2 separate regions of the Homo sapiens genome follow, and region 1 is linked to region 2. Evidence: chromatin loops called from intact Hi-C (ENCODE). Cell type or tissue: prostate gland. All regions are shown on one strand. Links, peaks and the distances in the headings refer to the core of each region. The heading gives the core; the rest is flanking DNA. Region 1 overlaps LINC02731 (long intergenic non-protein coding RNA 2731). Region 2 overlaps IGSF9B (immunoglobulin superfamily member 9B).

Region 1 (8,320 bases), core at 289-8,288, 120 kb before region 2:
AGCACTGCAGTTCACGTCGGAAGTCCTGCTCTTCTCCTCACTCTGTGACCTTGAGAAACTGCAGGGCCTGGCTTTCAATTTCAGAGCGTCCTCAGACTTTGCCTGTGTTCACGCCGCGTCTGCCCCGACTGCCTGTCGTGTGCCTCGGTCAGACTGGTGTATCCTTCTTCCCCCAGACGGCACTGGTTCTTCCACTTTGCTGGTAGCATGGCTTTTGCTCAGAATGCCCTTCTTTCTCCCTCTGTGCCTTTAAATCCTAGCCATCCTGAAGGTGAACTCAGATTTCTTCCATGGGGCTTTTGCAAGTCTTTCCAGCTGGGAACTTCCCTCATCCTCTCTGAAACCCTCCCTGGGACTCCACAGATCCTTCTTTTAGGAGCATTATCTGGTGCTTCGAGGTATATTCTGGTTTTTTCATACATCGTAGATATTTTGGGGACCATGTGATATTCTGATCCATGTATATAATGTGTGATGATTAAGTCAGGGCACTTGGGATGGCCATCCCTGAACATTTTTCTTTCTATTGGGAGCATAGAATATTCTAGTCATGCGTACCTTTACTGTATGTCCCTCACTAGGCGTTAAACTCTATGTGTGGACACTACATTCGATTCATCATCATGCAGTGTGCCTGACACTATGCTTTAGCCGTACTGAGTGATGAGCAGACCTCTTATTGATTGAAAAGGAATTTCCTTATTTTTTATAGCTCAACTTAAATATAATTTTTCCCAGGCTGGGCACAGTGGCTCATGCCTGTCATCCCAGCACTTTGGGAGGCTGAGACAGGCAGATCACTTGAGGCCAGGAGTTCGAGATCAACCTGGTCAACACAGCAAAACCCCATCTCAACTAAAAATACAAAAATTAGCTGGGCGTGGTGGTGTGTGCCTGTAGTCCCAGCTACTGAGGAGGCTGAAGCATGAGAATTGCGTGAATCCAGGAGGCAGAGGTTGCAGTGAGCCGAGATTGTGCCACTGCACTCCAGCCCAACTCTGTCTCAAAAAATATATATGTATATTTTATATAATATATATTTATATATTTTATATTTTTGTTTATATTTTATATATTTACTTATAATACATTTTTATATTTATTATGTACATATACATAGATATATATAATATCTCCCAGTAAGTCTCCATGAATTCCCCCCACTACCCCAAGGTGGGGGTGACGTGCCCTCTCGGTGCTTCTAGAACATGCACTCTTCCTACCACAGTGCCTGTCCTACTTATTCCAACGCCTTGTCACTTGCTTTCTCACCCACTAGATGACAAGCGCCTTGAGGAGACAGTGCGTCTGTGAGGCCTCCAGTGCGTGCGTTGCACATGGGCAAACTGTAGGAACTGAGTGGCTATCTGATGAACAGATAGATAAAGAAATGAATCCACGTGTAGATGCATGGAAGCAGGGAAGGGGAGAGGCGCTACAGATGACCTTTAAGATTGCCTTAAGCTCTAATATTTTATGATTATAGAGCTTTGAACTCTTTCTTGGGGGAGAGTGGTCCAAGGTATTTGGAAAACAGTACAGTGATCATTGTAGAGTCAGGTGGTCGTTTCCTTCCAATGGACATTGTTTGCTTCCAGAGGGGGCGGGGCCTGCTCCTCCCATTCTACGGGGAATTGCGTGTTCCCTGGGCTGAGCGTGGCCCAGAACTTGGCAAGATCTCTGGGGCGTTCATTTTTGTCACCCAGCCCCGGTAGGAGGGTGGATGGGTGGGAGGGGAACTGTTTTGGGAAAGAGTGCTGGGGAGTGTTTGTGTGTGTGATGAGTCAGGGCCCGGAGCTGGGAGCCTTCCTCTCTGCTGGCTCTCTGTGGGGGTAGTTCTCACCAGTCACCGGGAGGGTAGAGGATCACCAACTGTCTTCGGAAAGTTTGGAAAGTTTTCTTAGTCATTACGCCAAGTCAGCTGGAGCTTTATGTAACGGGGACAAGCAGAGGTATGATGGCATTGGAACGGCTGCTCCTCTTTTCGGCAGCAGCTCTCACCCGTCCCCTCCTAACTGCCAGGGCAGTGACCGGCCCTACATGTAGGATGTGGCATCTGGGGGCTAAGGGTCCCTGCTGTAGATGTCTGATTCCCGCTAGGAAAGAACTTGGGTTGTCTTAGAGAAGCCCTCGGGAAGGGCTCAGTGCATCTCGGAGGTGCTCCATCCTCCTTTTGTTATCCCACATCACGCTGGGGGTAAGAATCAAGCCAGGGTCCCCAGCACTCAGGACTCTGGTGCCTGAGCCGGAGCCGCAGAAGACCTGCTTCCCTGGCTACCGTCCCTGCTCCGGTGCTGCTGGCCGAGGCAGCCCATCTCTGCTCTCTTATCTCCTCGCTCTCCAGGCACCGGGAGATGCATACTGGGTTTCCTGTCTCTGACATTGAAGCCAATTTGCCTATCACAATTTGAGTTCTGTCAATGACAGCTCCAGATAGGGCCCGAAATGATATGCGTGTGTGGACACGCGTTCGTTCGCGTGTTTAAACGGAAAGAGATACAAAGAGAAGGAAGGATGGGAGAGGAGAGGTTTCGGGTCTGGGAGGAGCGAGGATGATGGTGACTCACCTGGCTGAGGGGACGAGGGGCACTGAGAAGCAGCAGCAATGCCCAGAGGTCTGCGGAGAGTTGCAGGGCCTTCCACAGGCCTCTTCCAGGCAGCTGAAGGCATCTTAGAGAAGCTGGGGCTTGTCCTCCTTTGTTACTTGCGGGGAGGAAACTACCCCAGGTCCGAGAACTGCTGGGGCCGGAAGCTTTGGAAAAGATGAGAAGGAGCATTGTTTTGGTTGGGAAGCAGAGCGCTGAGGAGTAGCATGGCCGCAGCATCACGCCGGGTGACTTCTCAGAGCAAGAAAGAACGGCTGCGGTTGAGAAATTAAGGTAAGAAATGAGGATACATTTCCTGACAGTGAGGAGGGCTGGCCTGACCCAGTGGCCCCAAAAGAGAGTTTCAAAATCAGGCCTCTAGTCGTCGAGCATAGACTGAACAGCAGGAGGGAGAGCTTAACAAGGAGAGGCTGGCAGGGCAGGACTAGCTGGTGGTTCTGGGACCTTCCAGCCCCACGTTACAGCTCTGGTCCTTCCTCAATGCCAGGAAGTTGTGCGGGCACCAGAGGCCTCCCGGAGGCCAGAGGGAGAAACCAGAAGGGAGGACTGCAGAGGGGGCTTGAGATGGAGTGGGACCAGAGCAAGGGGAGCAGGGGCACGAGGATGTTTGGGAGAGAGGCCGGAGAGTTTCATACCCGGGCTGGTTTCGGATCCATCCCCGGATGGGTGGGGACCAGGGTGGTGGGAGAGGTGAAGAAAGCAAGACGAGACACAGCACCTTCCCCTGCTCAGGAGCCTGGGGCAGGGCGGCGCACGACAGCACCTTCCCCTGCTCAGGAGCCTGGGGCAGGGCGGCGCACGACAGCACCTTCCCCTGCTCAGGAGCCTGGGGCAGGGCGGCGCACAGCAGCATCTTCTGCGTGCCGTCGAACTGAGAGGCCAAGCTGAGTGGAGGCTGGAGCTGTCTGTGAACCCAGTAAGGAGAAAGGAAGGAGAGAGGGCTGTGAAGGAGGGAGAAAGTTCCCCAGCGCACCACCAGGTGCCAGGCAGGGACAGCGTGGAGACAGCTGGAGGCTGCGGGCCTGGGCAAAGGCAGGGTTAAGCTTTGTCTGAAATGAGATCTTTATTTAGACAGTTGCCTTCTGCCTCTGGGCTGGTGTTAAGACCATGGCAGGCTCTATTCCCATCCTCACAGGCTGAGCCCCACGTCCCTGGAATTTCATGACCTCCCACACCTTCTTGCCTATTCCCAGAGGGTTGGGACACTTTTTGTTGTTTCCAGTAGATTATGTAGGACTTGGGGGGGTCTAAAGCAAGCCCTAACCCAGTGGCATTTAGTGCCCATCTTTGATCTGTGTCCACCTTGCCCTGTTCTTTGCTTGGATCTGTTTGTGTGACTGATGGCTCAAGCAAGGCCCTCCTTCCTCAGTCTACAGCTGTTCCTGCCTCTTCCTGGTCCCTAGAATCCACAGATCCGGCCATGGTGTCTCAACTGCATTGCTGGGTTTCCTTACTGGTCAGCTTCTAAGAGTAGAGAAGGCACCAGAGCAGAGAAGTTATGCCCGAAGCCATCAGAACCGCACTGCCCAGGCTGAATGCAGGATTCGCACCTGCCAGCGGTAGCCCTGAGCAAGTCACAGAATGCTAGGGAAGGCTGGGAAGAGCATTTGCCTTGAAGACGAGCTGTGAGGACTGGAAGCCAGCATGCATGGAACGTCATCTTTGCTTGTGGCTTCAATGTGGGAAGCTCTCAGGCAGTGTGCTCTCCCATATGTAATCATACTTGCCCCAAACACAGACAACGCATTCCAGCGATGCTAGCCGCCTCCCTCCTGTACCAAGAACAGCCCATGCTCAGCCCCAGTTTTATGCACATAAACGTCCTCCCACCTCCGGTACAGCTACTCACACTCCCCCACCTTGAGGCCGCACTAAAGTGCCGCCTCCTTCCCAAAGCCTTCCCTGATCAGCCCAACCCATGCAGATCTCTTCCTGCTTTGCCTTATTCTGCTCCAGCCAGTGCCTTGAAATGTAACGTTTCCATCATAGAATTATCCCATTTGGGAGCTGGAGGAGTCCTTAGAAATGGCTCCAGTCAGTTGCTCTTAACCAGAAGGGTTAATAAGCAGGAGGTACATCCCCATGACATCCCGGTGGCACCTACCGCTCGCCTCGCCGGTTGGCCATCACAGTCCTACTAAACTTGCTGCTGCCTCGGATTCCTCCTCAGCACAGTGCTCCAGGCATCAGTACCCATCAATCAGATGCGCCACTGCCATCCACAATCCAGGCCATGAGAAGTTGTCTATAACTTGGTGTAGCTGGAGCTTTTGGAAGTACAGGGACCTGCTTCAGGCCTGAGGCCTGGGGATAGAACTCTGGTCTTACCTCTATCCAGGGCTCCTCAGACTATGCCAGGGGCCTCTTTAATAGTTTTTTGACTCTTCTCTGCCTGTGAGTCTTGCCTTCCCAACCAGTGAATTTGAGCTGTGATATTTGTGGGGATGTCCTCCCCAGCGCTGAGCACGAGACAGGACATGTCACGTGCTCACTGGTTGATGTATTGACTGCTTGGAGCTTTCCCCCAGCTCCTCTAACTTGTGTTCAGAGCTCAGTCAAAAGGGCAGGGGGAATTGGGGTGGCATGGAGACTCAGTCTCTCTGCCGATAGATAAGTCTGCCAGGACTTCCCCGGTACCTCCTCTCTGCCCACAGCAGCCACAGGTATTCTGAACATGCTGAAAGACAAGACAGGGTCTGGACATCAGGAGCCCAGAAAGATCATCTTCGTCCTGTAGCTCGGTGGCTCGGCCTCGGGAGGCTGTCTTGCAGGGCCTCACTGATCATCATTCAGAGGGAGCTGCATGGGGAAGGAGAGGGAGATGGTGCAGTTGGATGCCTGCCTCTCTTGGGCACTGATGGGCTGGGTGAGGGTCTCTTGAAGGGTGGTCCCCCCTTGAGTGGGAGCAGATGGACTGGAGGGGCATGGCTCACGTACAGGTTGGTGGAGGAGCTTCCCCCAACCTGGGCCCTGGAGGACACAGTTCCCAAATGGAGTCTTTTCTTCCTATGCTGTTGAAAGGCGGCACTACCATCTGCTCAGGTCCATGCGCTGGAAACTTTAGGGTCCTCCAGTGGCCCCAGGCCTGTCCCTTCCTTCCTCTAGCCCTCAGCAGGTTCTCCTGCTCTCTTCTTGCCAATGTGCGGCCTCCTGGTCTTGCTGCAGACCCAGCCCTCCTTCCCCCCGGTCTCATCTGCAGGTCTGCAGTGCCCCTGGCTGAGCTTTCTAGACATGTCACAATGTTGCCAGATTTTTCTTTCTGAAACTTAGATTTTATGATGTCATTCCCTGCTTGAAAATCGTGGTCACCGCACTGTCTTCAGGAGAAGGTGAAACCCCCCAGCCCAGGCCTTCTCAGCCTCTGTGCTCTCTGCATTCTGGGGGGGCTCTGCTCTGCTGTGGGGGCTGCCCTGTGCATGGTGGGTGCTTAGCAGCACCCTGGCCCTACCCACCAGGGGCGGGGAGCAGCCTCCCTCCCACTCCTGCAAGTTGTGACAACCAAACATGTCTCCAGCCATTGCCAAATGACCTCTGAGGGGTAAAATCGGTTGAGAATCACTGTGGTAGCCTATAAAATAGGATAATAATAACTAATGACAATGCTTACTTACTCAGCTCTGTGCTAACAGCTTTCCATGAGGTCTCTCATTTAATCTTCAAAATATCTCTATAGGGAAGGCCCTATTAGTATCTCCATCTTACAGATGCTCAGAAGGCAGAAGGAGTCCAGATCTTTCAAGATAAAAAGACTTTTTCCTTCCATGTGGGGTAAGAAGAGAGGTAGATAATTCAAAATCACTTCTCCTTCAGGCAAGAGCCACAGAACCGGAGGCAAGTCAGGCAGGCTTGAGCTCCAGTCTGTCTGCTGGCAAGATCTGATTTCTCCCCACGAGCCCCTGTCCACGCTTCCCAATCCCACACCTTCATGCAGGCCAGTTCCCTGCCTGAGAAGTTCCTCTTTGGCCTGGGGAGATCTGTTCATTATTCAGGGCCCAGGCAAAAGCCCCTGTCCTGTTCTCTGTGAAGGCCCCCAGGCCCCAGGAGGAAGAGAGAATTATCCCTTCTGCGTGGCTCATGACCACACACACCCTGGGTGACGAGTCCTGCAATGGCTAATTGTGCAGGCATCTTATTCTGTGCCAGCCTATCTTGGGGCAGGGGTCTGGGGGTGGGGACTCCGGCTGGTCCTCCTTCATCATGATGACATGGAGTGCCTTGCACAGAGCGCTGGATCCCCAAATGTGTGTGGAGTGGAATGCAGTGGGGCAGTAGGCGGGTAGTGGCTCCTTCCAGGACGTGACGCTGAGCCCACTGGACACCAGGAACCACAGGGCCTCCCGGCAGGCAAGGGAGACCGAGGGCCCCTCCTCTGGGCTGACGCAGACTCTCAGCAGAAGACATGGCTTAAGGAGCAACACATGGCTGGGTTTTGGCCGCCTTGGCTGGGGCCTCTGAGCCATGCCTAAACTGCAGACTTGAGGGATGATGCAGCTCAGAGCTTGCTTTGGTGTCTGGAGTAACGAAGGCTCGTGTTCTCTCTCACGCAGGCTTCTAAGAGTGTGTGCATGCAGGCACGTGCTGCTGTGCGTGAGTGCACAGCATGTGTGCTGTGTGGAAAGAGAGGCTGTGGGTGCCCTTTCCCAGGCGTGCCGCATCACTGAGGCACTGGTCATAGGCAGCATTTGCGCATTTCTGCTCTTGACACTGGGTTGCATACACAGTCCTGTCACACAGAGTCAAGGTCCAGGAACCCACCAGCGTTCTAGAGCCTTGAAGAGTGCTGTCCGCTCCCTGCCTGCCCCACGTTGCACCTAGGCAGACGGCAGTCCGAGCTCCGCTCCCCGCCTGCCCCACACTGCACCTAGGCAGATGGCAATCCGAGCTCGCTCTCCTTTCTCCCTCTCTCCCGGCTAGAGGAACGGAGCTCACACAGCATTGACCCCTGCCTGGCCTCTCTAAGCAGTTGCCAGACCCCCTGTAGCTGGATGACCACTGGACTGGGGAGGCGGTCTCGGCCAATGGTGGTGGGCAGGTGGGATCAGCTGAATGAGTCCCAGGAGAAGCCAAGTGCAGAAGCTGGCACTTCGTGTTTCCTATTGCCAACCAGCAGAGAAAGGCCTTCTTGAGAAGAAGTCATAATTTTTGGAAGAGTGGCTGAACAGAGAAGAAACAAGGCACAGGGGCTGGGGCCATTCCCCAAGATAGGCCCAGACTGTGCCTGTGGCCATGTGCCTCATGAGAGTGTGCCCACCTGGGTCGTGTGAGGCAGGGGCTGGGGTGGGGAGGCAGTTATACTTGTGAAGTATGCATAGTGGGTAGCTGTACACCAACCCACGTGAAGAGAGTGTAGGCCGGAGTTTCCAGGGACGTTTCTGGCCTCACTCCTGCTTGCACGTATGCATGGTACGCGTGTGTACATGCCAGAATAAGAGCATGTGCACCCTGTCTGTGTCAGTGTGTCCCTGCTGTACACACATACACCCCACGTGCCTTCATCTCTGCACCTTCAGGGGTACCCACCTCTGGGCCCAAGCTCTAAATTAGCAGACACACACACACGGCATTCATGGTCTCCAGACTCCTCTACATTTGAAAACAGACAAGGGGAAAAAAAGGGCCAAGAGACAAGACGAGCTAAAAATAGCCGAATATAAGCTCTTCAGATCAGAAAGCTCGGTGTTTTAGTGAGTCACCAGTTTTCCAGACTGAGCATG
Region 2 (8,320 bases), core at 170-8,169:
GCTGGGCCGGGCGGCGGGGACAGAGCAGGCTGGCTGGGGGCGGGGTGCTGGACGCTGGGAGCGTCCCCTGGTGGCCGCTGCACTCTGCGGGCTCCCTTCCTAAGTCAGTGCAGCCCTGAACTCCGCGTCCAGCACCGGCAGCCTTTGCCCCCGTGGGCTCTGTCGGGGAAGGGCAGCGTGGCTCCTGTCCTCAGGGAGGTCTTTCTGGGGACAGGCCTGATGTCCACAGCAGCCCACCTGAGGGAAAGAGGCGGCTGTGTGGCTGGCAGGGACTGCAGAGCCTTGAGTTTAAGGGCCTTAGGGAGAGCTGGAGGGCTGGAATGAGGGAGACGGGGACTGTGCAGCATCTCAGATGAGGGCAGAGCTGAGACCTGCAGGCCAGGCCTGGCGTGCGGAGGCTGGGCAGGAGGAAGTTTCTGGGGTTCTGTGTCTGGGCGTTCCCGTTTCCGATTGCCCGAAGCGCGTGTCCCAGGACCTTCGCCTGGGCCCTCTCAGCCTGTCCTTCTGGGTCCTGACGGCTATAATCACAGTCACAGCCAATGCTTTTGGAGCCTTTACCACCAGTTTTAGGTTCTGTTCCAAGTGGTCTGCACAGCTCGTCCTTCACAACTCGGGAGGTGCGAGCTGGGGTTTCTCTAGTGTAGGTTCCTCGAAGCAGAGGTTGCCGTGGCCCGAATGCTTTCTCCGGCGTCACATCGCTAAGAAGTAGTGGGTCCGGGAATCGAAGCCAGGATGGGGCTCCTAACTGCTGTGCTGTGCTGCCCACATGCCAGCATTGGGGTGGGACGGAGTTGTCTTCTGAGGCCAGAGAACCTTACGGGAGGGGCTCTGTGGCTGTGCCTGCCGCCTTAGGAGAGAGTGTTTCTGTGCTCACCAGAGAAGCACAGGATTTGGGCCAGGACGAGGAGGGCTCTGGTTTCTGTTGGACCCATTCCTGATGCTATGTGATCTCCTAGTTGGACTAGACCGCACAGTGGGACAGGCTTCCTGCTCCAACCCCACTAACAAGCAGGGTCAGGGGAGTCGGCGCCTGAGAGCATCCCCGTCGCCCCCATCCCTTCACTTGCAGTATTGTGCTCCGCTGCCATGCGCTTCAGCCTCTCAGGTTCCCCACAGCCAGACGGTGGGCACCCAGCCACGTGGCTGAGTTCTTTTCAGTCTGAGAGGTCTCCACTTGATCTCCAGGCACCAGCCCCCATGCCCCGGGCAGTGTCCGGGTCCAGGTCTCCATGACAACTGCCAACGTGTCCTGGGAACCAGGCTATGATGGAGGCTACGAGCAGACATTCTCAGTTTGGTACGGACCTCTGTGAGTCACCCCGGCATGCTTTGCTCTCTGCTTCTCCCCTCCCCGGTCTTCCTGCAGGCTACCCCGGGTGGGGGGAGGTAGGAGGAGGCTGCAGTTCCTGGCCTGCCAGCCCTGCACAGACTGAGGTGGGTTGAGACAGTGATGAGGTCCTTGTGGGTGACGGGAGGGGTCTGAAGGGACTCTGGGCATGGCTGTGTCCCTGTGGCCTGAGGGGTCTGGGCCTCTCTGTGCCCTCTCCCTGCTCACGTGCTGCCTCGTTTTGCGTCCTGCTTCATCCTCTGGATTCCTCTGGAGCCTGGAAGAGACTCCTGCCCTTCAAGGGCTTTGTGAAATTGCCCAGCCTTAAGTGTAGAGTCTAGTTTTTAGACTAATTTTTTTTGTATTTTTGTATTTGTAATTTTTGTGGGTACATGGTACATACGTTTGTAGGTATGGGGTACGTGAGATATTTTGATATAGGCATGCAGTGTGTAATAATCGCATCAGGGTAAAGGGGTATCCACCCCTCAAACATTTGTCCTTTGTGTTCCAACAATCCAATTATACTCATAGTGGTTTAAGAATGTATGATACATTATTGTTGCTTGTAATCCTGTTGTGCTGGCAAACACCAGGTCTTACTGGTTCTTTCTCACTATGATTTGTACGTGTTCACCCTCCCCACCTCCTGTAGTCTAGTTTTTATTCTGTCTTTTCCCCAGAGGCCACAGAAACTGGTGTGGAGAGGTGATGCTCACTTCCCAGCCTTGGGGTCAGCCCCTGCATTTTCTCTCTAGGACCATGTGTTTCTCGATTGTTTTCATTCCTCTGTTGTCAGTTTAGCCAGATGCAGTCATATGAGGTCTTTGCGCAAACCTTAGGGTAGATACAGATCTCAAAAATGTGCCAAGCGGGGTGAGGGCAGGAGGCACAGGAAGGGAGGAGAAGGAAGCCTAGCTGACTCCTCCCACCCCCAAGGGCTGCCCCTCCCTACACTCCTGTTTGAGTAAGAGTGGCAGCCACCTGCCCTGCCCCGGGGGTGACAACCTTGAGCTGGGAGGGCGAGCCCCTCAGTGCCTTCTTTTAGACCTGTCTCACCTGCAGGTGTCTCTCTAGCCAGGCTCAACTCGAGGAGGGGGAGCTCGAGGGGAGGGGGAAAAGGCAGGCACCTGGGGCAGCTCAGGGGGTTCAGGGAGACCCCTTTATCCACTTCTCAGCAGCGAGGGAAGTTGAGAGGGGCACCCGCTCTGTCTCCCATCATGGTGGTTCGGTGGCTGCTTCCCGGGCGGAGTGTCCTGGGTGTCTTGATTCTGATTGGAGAACTGCACCTGGATGATGGGAGTTGCCGCAGCTCACCTCCCGTCCCCTTACTCTGTTCCTCCCGCAGCAGCGTGGGGGCCCTAACCAGCCTGCCCGGTGGCTGCTGGGAGACCGGTGCTGCTCAGCGCCTAGGTGTCCAGGGTGGGACATTTGGTGTGGTCAAGCTGTCTTTGGAGATGCCTGGGTGGGAGGTCTGGGCATACGATGGGGGGCTCAGGTGTAGATTGGGGCTCCCCTGCTGCTTGCGGTGCTGCTTCACGCTGCTGCTCCACGCTGCTGCTCATCTGCACTGCTTTTCCACACGTGGCTCCTCGCTGCTTTGTTGCCTGGGCCAGGGAAGGGCGGGGCCGAGGTTGGGGAGGTCTCCTTTCTTTCTGCCTGCCTCTAACTCTGTGCACTGACTCCGACGTTTGGCGCCGGCTTCTTTTTGTACTGCTTTCCGCTGCCTCATCTCACCCTCCTGGGCGTGCACGGTAGTGAGCCGGGACCCGGGAGTGGATCCTGGAGGGCACCCACCAGGTTACAGCTCAGGGCTGCAAGGAGAGGGCCAGTCCCACAGGACCATGTCTCCTCCCTGTGGTGACGTGGCAGCACTGCACCCATAGCCCTCCGGCTTTGCTGGGAGTTGGGAGCCTGTGGAACAAGGGAACACCCTCGGCCCGTCTTCCTACTCTCCATGCATAGCGTGACCTTCTTCCAACCCTTACGGCCTTAGGGATCCTGGCCCCACTGTGGGGAAACCCCTGGTCATTATGGTCTTATACCCTGGACATCTCAGGTGACTCCAGTCTGATTGGATGAATGAGCCCTGTGGGTTACCCGAGGCCCTACTTCAGCTGTCCCTGGGGGTGTGTGCAGCCAGGTCCTGGGCTCCTTCCCTCATCCTGCCACTGTTGAGCCGCTTATCCCCATACCCCAGAGCCTTACTCTCCCAAGGCAGAGCTTGTTCTTAGGGTTGTGACCAGGGTGGGATTCTCCCACAATGCAGCTGGTAATCCATCTGACCAGTGTCCTGAGCACGACTTGCACCTAAAGGCCCCTTTGGTAGAAAAGATGCCAGCTGTGGTTGGTGACCCAGCATCAGGAGGATTGGCACAGCCAAAGCTGGGCAGGGCATCCACTCTGGGCCATGCCCTCTTCTTGCCCTTGAACCTAGGAACGCCAGGCCCACCAGTGCCTTCTCCCTGAGCACCCTGCATGCACCCTCTTCTCTCCAGTGTGACCCACCCCGCCCCTCGTCCCCTATCCTGTCTCTCTCTTTTGGCCAGGATGAAGCGGGCACAGTTTGGGCCCCATGACTGGCTGTCCTTGCCAGTGCCGCCAGGACCCAGCTGGCTGCTGGTGGACACCCTGGAGCCTGAGACAGCGTACCAGTTCAGCGTCCTGGCCCAGAACAAGCTGGGAACCAGCGCCTTCAGTGAGGTGGTCACTGTGAACACTTTAGGTGAGGGCCCGGGGTGGGATGTTGGGAGCGGGGGTTGTAGAGGTGGTGGGGGCGGTGGCCCAGGCAGCTATAGCAGTCGGCCTCCTGTGTGCCGGTACCTTGCTGAGTGCTCCACAGAGCCGTGCCATCTGATCTCCCCGTGAGGATTTGTTGTGGTCTCTGTGGGGTTTGCTGGTCCTGCATCAGAGTGCCATTGGCCGAATTCCTGTTGCTTTTTCAGGTGGAAGAAAGACACTTAGAATTTTCTCTTTCCTTGTCAGGCCACATGTTTGCTTTCAGGGGAGATTGGGCATCCTCCCTCCTTGGCAGCGCCTGCCGGTTCTGGCCTCTGGCCCCAGCGTCACTGGGCGGTAGGCATGTGGCTGCCTCCCGCTGCAGAGTCTTCCAGGCCACCTTCCTGGAGGCAGCCTCATACTCCTCCCTGCCTGGCCACAGTTGTGTTTGCTCTGCTCTGGAGCCAGAGAAAGGGCCACTGTGAACAGGCTTTTCCTAGGTGGTGTAGGTGGCGCGACTCCAGCCCCTTTCCCAGAATCCGCTCCTGAGCGGCCGCCAAGGTGGACAGCAGTCTGGGATGCTCACCCCCAGTCCTTGGCACCTCTGTGGGGCCTTGTGTTGACCCCCAAACCCCGGCCAAGAAGGGAATGGAAAGAGTGACTGCTGTGCTGTGAGAAAGAAGATATCCCTAGCTCCCTGGAAGAGCACAGGAGATACTTTGATGACATTTAATTATTCCTCCTTCCCCATAGTTCCCATTTCTCTTCCCTTTTGCAGTACACGATTCCCTCATGTATGTTTAGACGTACTCTGAAGGCAGAACCCTGAAGCCCTGGGCCCCGGGCCCTGACTCTGCTTCCCTCTGGGCCCTGACATGTGCACAGGAGTGTGGGGGGTGCGGTGGCTGCCCTGGGCCTCGCTGATGCGCTGTGGTTCTTCTCCTTCCCCCGCCGCAGCATTCCCTATTACAACTCCAGAACCCCTGGTGCTGGTCACCCCACCGAGGTGCCTCATAGCCAATCGGACTCAGCAGGGTGTGCTCCTGTCCTGGCTTCCGCCTGCCAACCACAGCTTTCCCATCGACCGCTACATCATGGAGTTCCGTGTCGCAGAGCGCTGGGAGTTGCTCGACGATGGCATCCCCGGCACCGAAGGAGAGTTCTTTGCCAAGGATCTGTCACAGGTGAGGGCTTTGCTCTTCCTTGCTGCTGCTTCCCAAATCCGGGAAGCGACAAGACTCTAGAGGCACTGGAAGCTTTGAGTGACCAACTTTGGGTGTGTGAGGCCAGCCACATCCTGTACCTCCTCACCACTGGTCCTGGATTCTCCCAGACTCGCTACCAAGGCCTGGACTCCTCAGATCATGGCCCACAGGCTCGGGGCCAGCTCTGGGGCAGCGGGGACCTGTGTTCTACTGAGGGTCCCGGCACCGCTACAAGCTGGGCAGGGCAGGCTGAGAGGCCAGCAGGCGTAATCAGAGCACTGACCCCAGCCCTTGCTGAGCCTAACCTGGGGTGGGCAGAGAAGTTCCAAGAAGAATTCTCTTCTAGGTGTGTCCAGGGAAGAACCCCTTCTCCAGTAATTTAGAGCTCCTGGAAGAAAGTGCATTATCTCTTTTTCCAGTAGCTCCGTTAAACTTGGATATCTAGCTGGGGAGAGGAAGCAGCTGGTTTCCTAAGATACAGTCTCATCTATCTTTCTGTCTTCCTTCCTGGACACTTATTTATCAATAGTGGTTGCTGGAGTCGGCTCCCAGTGGCCCTGGAGAGCCTGTTGTACATATCTCTTCCCAACGCTTTCGGTGACCTCACGTTCGTAGCTTGAAGTCAGCCATTGTAAGAGTGTTTACACCACAGCAATTGGCCAGTGCTACCATCGCTTAGCATTAGACACTTAGCAGTCCTCCTGTGCTTTGGGTGCCCTGCCCTTTGCAAGGCTGTGTGCAGGATGAGTGTGTGAGGGGACAGTGGTCATCTCAGGTCCCTCGGCTGACTGGGTATTGTCCCTGGGGCTGCAGGACACGTGGTATGAGTTCCGGGTTCTGGCCGTCATGCAGGATCTGATCAGCGAGCCCAGCAACATCGCCGGCGTCTCCAGCACAGGTATTTTGGGTTGAGGGTGCTCTTGCAACTATAGGGACATAAGCCCCAGAGCTGCATGGGGGTCATTTTGTGAAATGGCTACTCCACGAGGAGAAGCTGGATTGGAAACTAAGGCAGTGCCTGGTTGCAGCTGCGTGAGTCATAGCCTTTCTTAAGCCCACCAGACCCATATTTCCATGATGCATGCTATTTCGTGAAGCTCAGAAGCTGAGTTTCTGACACTTGTATAAGACAGCCACAGAAAGAAATTCAACTAATCTTCTCATTATAGTAGTCAAAAAGGACTTGATTGAAGTGCTATTTGCTGTACATTTTCAGTTTCCTCTTGTCGGGGAGGGGCTGTGAATCGGAGGAAACAACAGGTCAACCATGTTTATCAAATGCTTGTGATAGACTTCTTTATAATTATGTGGGTTTTATTTGGAAAATTGTTGTTTGGTGTTTTCCTCCCTTCCTTCCTCTCTCTAGATTTTTAAGGCTAAATAAAGCCAATTCCCTAGCATTTTCTCCATTTATCTTTCTTTCTCTTGGCCCTGGTCCCATTTCTACACATCTTCTCTCCAGCTATAGTTCCTGAGACATAGCAGGTTCCTCCGCCAGTGAAGGGGTGTCCTTGGTATGGGAAAAGGCTCTTGCTTATAAGCAAGTGATGGCATCATTTCCTTGGGCACCGCTCACCCAGAGTCCCCTGGGACCAGGTGACAGTGACCTCGTCTGAGGAGCTCATGCAGCAGGACTTGTAGAGTTGGGGAAGTGCTGGTGTGGGCACACTGCAGGGAGCACGAGAGCAGGGGCAGGTGTGGAGTGCAATTTCTGCTTTATACATTAGGCATCAATGGGCTTTAAAAAAAAAAGGTTGTGTCCTACAGGTAGCAGAACCCACAGTCTTTCTTGACTTCTCTGTGGGGAATAGACTCAGAGTTGGAGGAACAGGGATGAGAGCTTGCATCCAAGGCTGGAGCTGAAGAAGGGGTGTTGTGTGGGCCCACCCCTGACCATTCTGTGCTCAGTAGCTCTATGCCAGCTCCTGGCAGGAAATGTGCCTCGTCAGACACTTCCACACAGGGGAAGGAGGAGGCAGCAGCCTCAGCATTCCCTGTATTAGGTCCCCCATTTCCAAAGGCTGTAGCTTTCATTTTCCCCTCAGACAATCAGCATCATCTGGATTATTTTTATCCATTATTATTATCGATGCAGCAATGAATTCTGGCCAAATACGTTACAATCTATCGATTCTGCCTTTGCTGAACCTAAGCAGTGGCACTTACCGACACAACTTTCCTATGAGTATAAGATGGTAGGCTGGTGTCTAGTCTTGGCTCGGTCATAACGAGCTCTGTAGACTTGGGCAGGAAAGGAGGACGTTCAGCTCCTTATGGTGAAACGAGAGATTTGGCTCCATCTCTGCTGTCCCTGCCAGCTCTAGGGTACTTCCGTACCTGAGATGACCAGGATGCGAATCTTCAGGACGTTGCATGCCTGTACTAGAAGGGGAGAGGATCTGAATTTTGTAGTAATAATCCCTCTTCCTGCAGTCGTATTTTATCCTCAAGTTGCCTTCACACCTGGGCTCTCCTTTTGTAGAGACACTGGTGTGAGGCAGGAAATCCCAGACTGGGAGCAGGCAGCTGCGTTCTGGTTTGGGCACTGATGGCAATATCCACGTAAGCGGGTCTCTCTAACCCAGTGGATCAGAGCTCTTTCATTTAGAGAATGAGAACAGTATGTGTGCTCTGTGTAGCTCATGGGGTTAACATGAGAAGAGCTGATAACGTGCATGAAGGTGCTTTGCAGAAGGCAAAACCCTAGATAAGTATAGATTACTCTTGAAGTCATTATCCCCATGGGGACAGGCATAGATGTTTTCTTCTTTACACCCTTTGGAGAGATTGACTTCTGTAGACTCTCCTCTCTTCTTCCTCTTCGTGACGCCATCCAAACCTCTTCAGTGCTAGAGTTCAGCTTGGAGCCCGAGCCTTGACACTGTCTGTTCTACAAAGGCAGGGTGAAACACTTGGGGACTGAAGGTCGGAGCAGGTGAGGTCCCGGGGAAGGATGGGCTCATGAGTGCTCCCCACCCTCCCTGCAGACATCTTCCCGCAGCCGGACCTGACCGAGGATGGGCTGGCGCGGCCTGTGCTGGCGGGAATCGTAGCTACCATCTGCTTCTTG

What was found. A loop is a pair of places that touch in the nucleus more often than their neighbours do. Peaks named below come from ENCODE experiments on the same cell type or tissue, not always from the same donor. Only the 100,000 strongest peaks of a DNase experiment are listed, where the experiment ranks them.
Region 1: it touches region 2 in a loop (8-fold over the local background); 65 of 110 quality-filtered maps call a loop at or near these places.

The regions. Positions count from the first base shown.
Region 1 is chr11:134,041,193-134,049,512 of GRCh38, reverse strand. It overlaps LINC02731 (long intergenic non-protein coding RNA 2731), which reads right to left. Exons shown (of 3, transcript NR_027276.1): 3 at 8,172-8,320. Among named protein-coding and RNA genes, the nearest start is that of LINC02731, 13 kb to the right of the region's middle. RefSeq lists enhancers at 1,849-3,048, 2,897-3,397, 3,398-3,898. In prostate gland, for the core only: a CTCF peak has its summit at 3,589 (motif pointing right); DNase peaks (open chromatin) are centred at 1,757 and 3,602; H3K27ac peaks cover 554 bases.
Region 2 is chr11:133,922,648-133,930,967 of GRCh38, reverse strand. It overlaps IGSF9B (immunoglobulin superfamily member 9B), which reads left to right. Exons shown (of 20, transcript NM_001277285.4): 12 at 1,186-1,297; 13 at 3,877-4,052; 14 at 5,003-5,229; 15 at 6,064-6,148; 16 at 8,238-8,320. Among named protein-coding and RNA genes, the nearest start is that of MIR4697, 28 kb to the right of the region's middle. RefSeq lists enhancers at 1-154, 1-234, 1-474 and a silencer at 3,275-3,364. In prostate gland, for the core only: a CTCF peak has its summit at 3,183; DNase peaks (open chromatin) are centred at 2,227, 2,615 and 3,187; H3K4me3 peaks cover 683 bases; H3K27ac peaks cover 1,168 bases.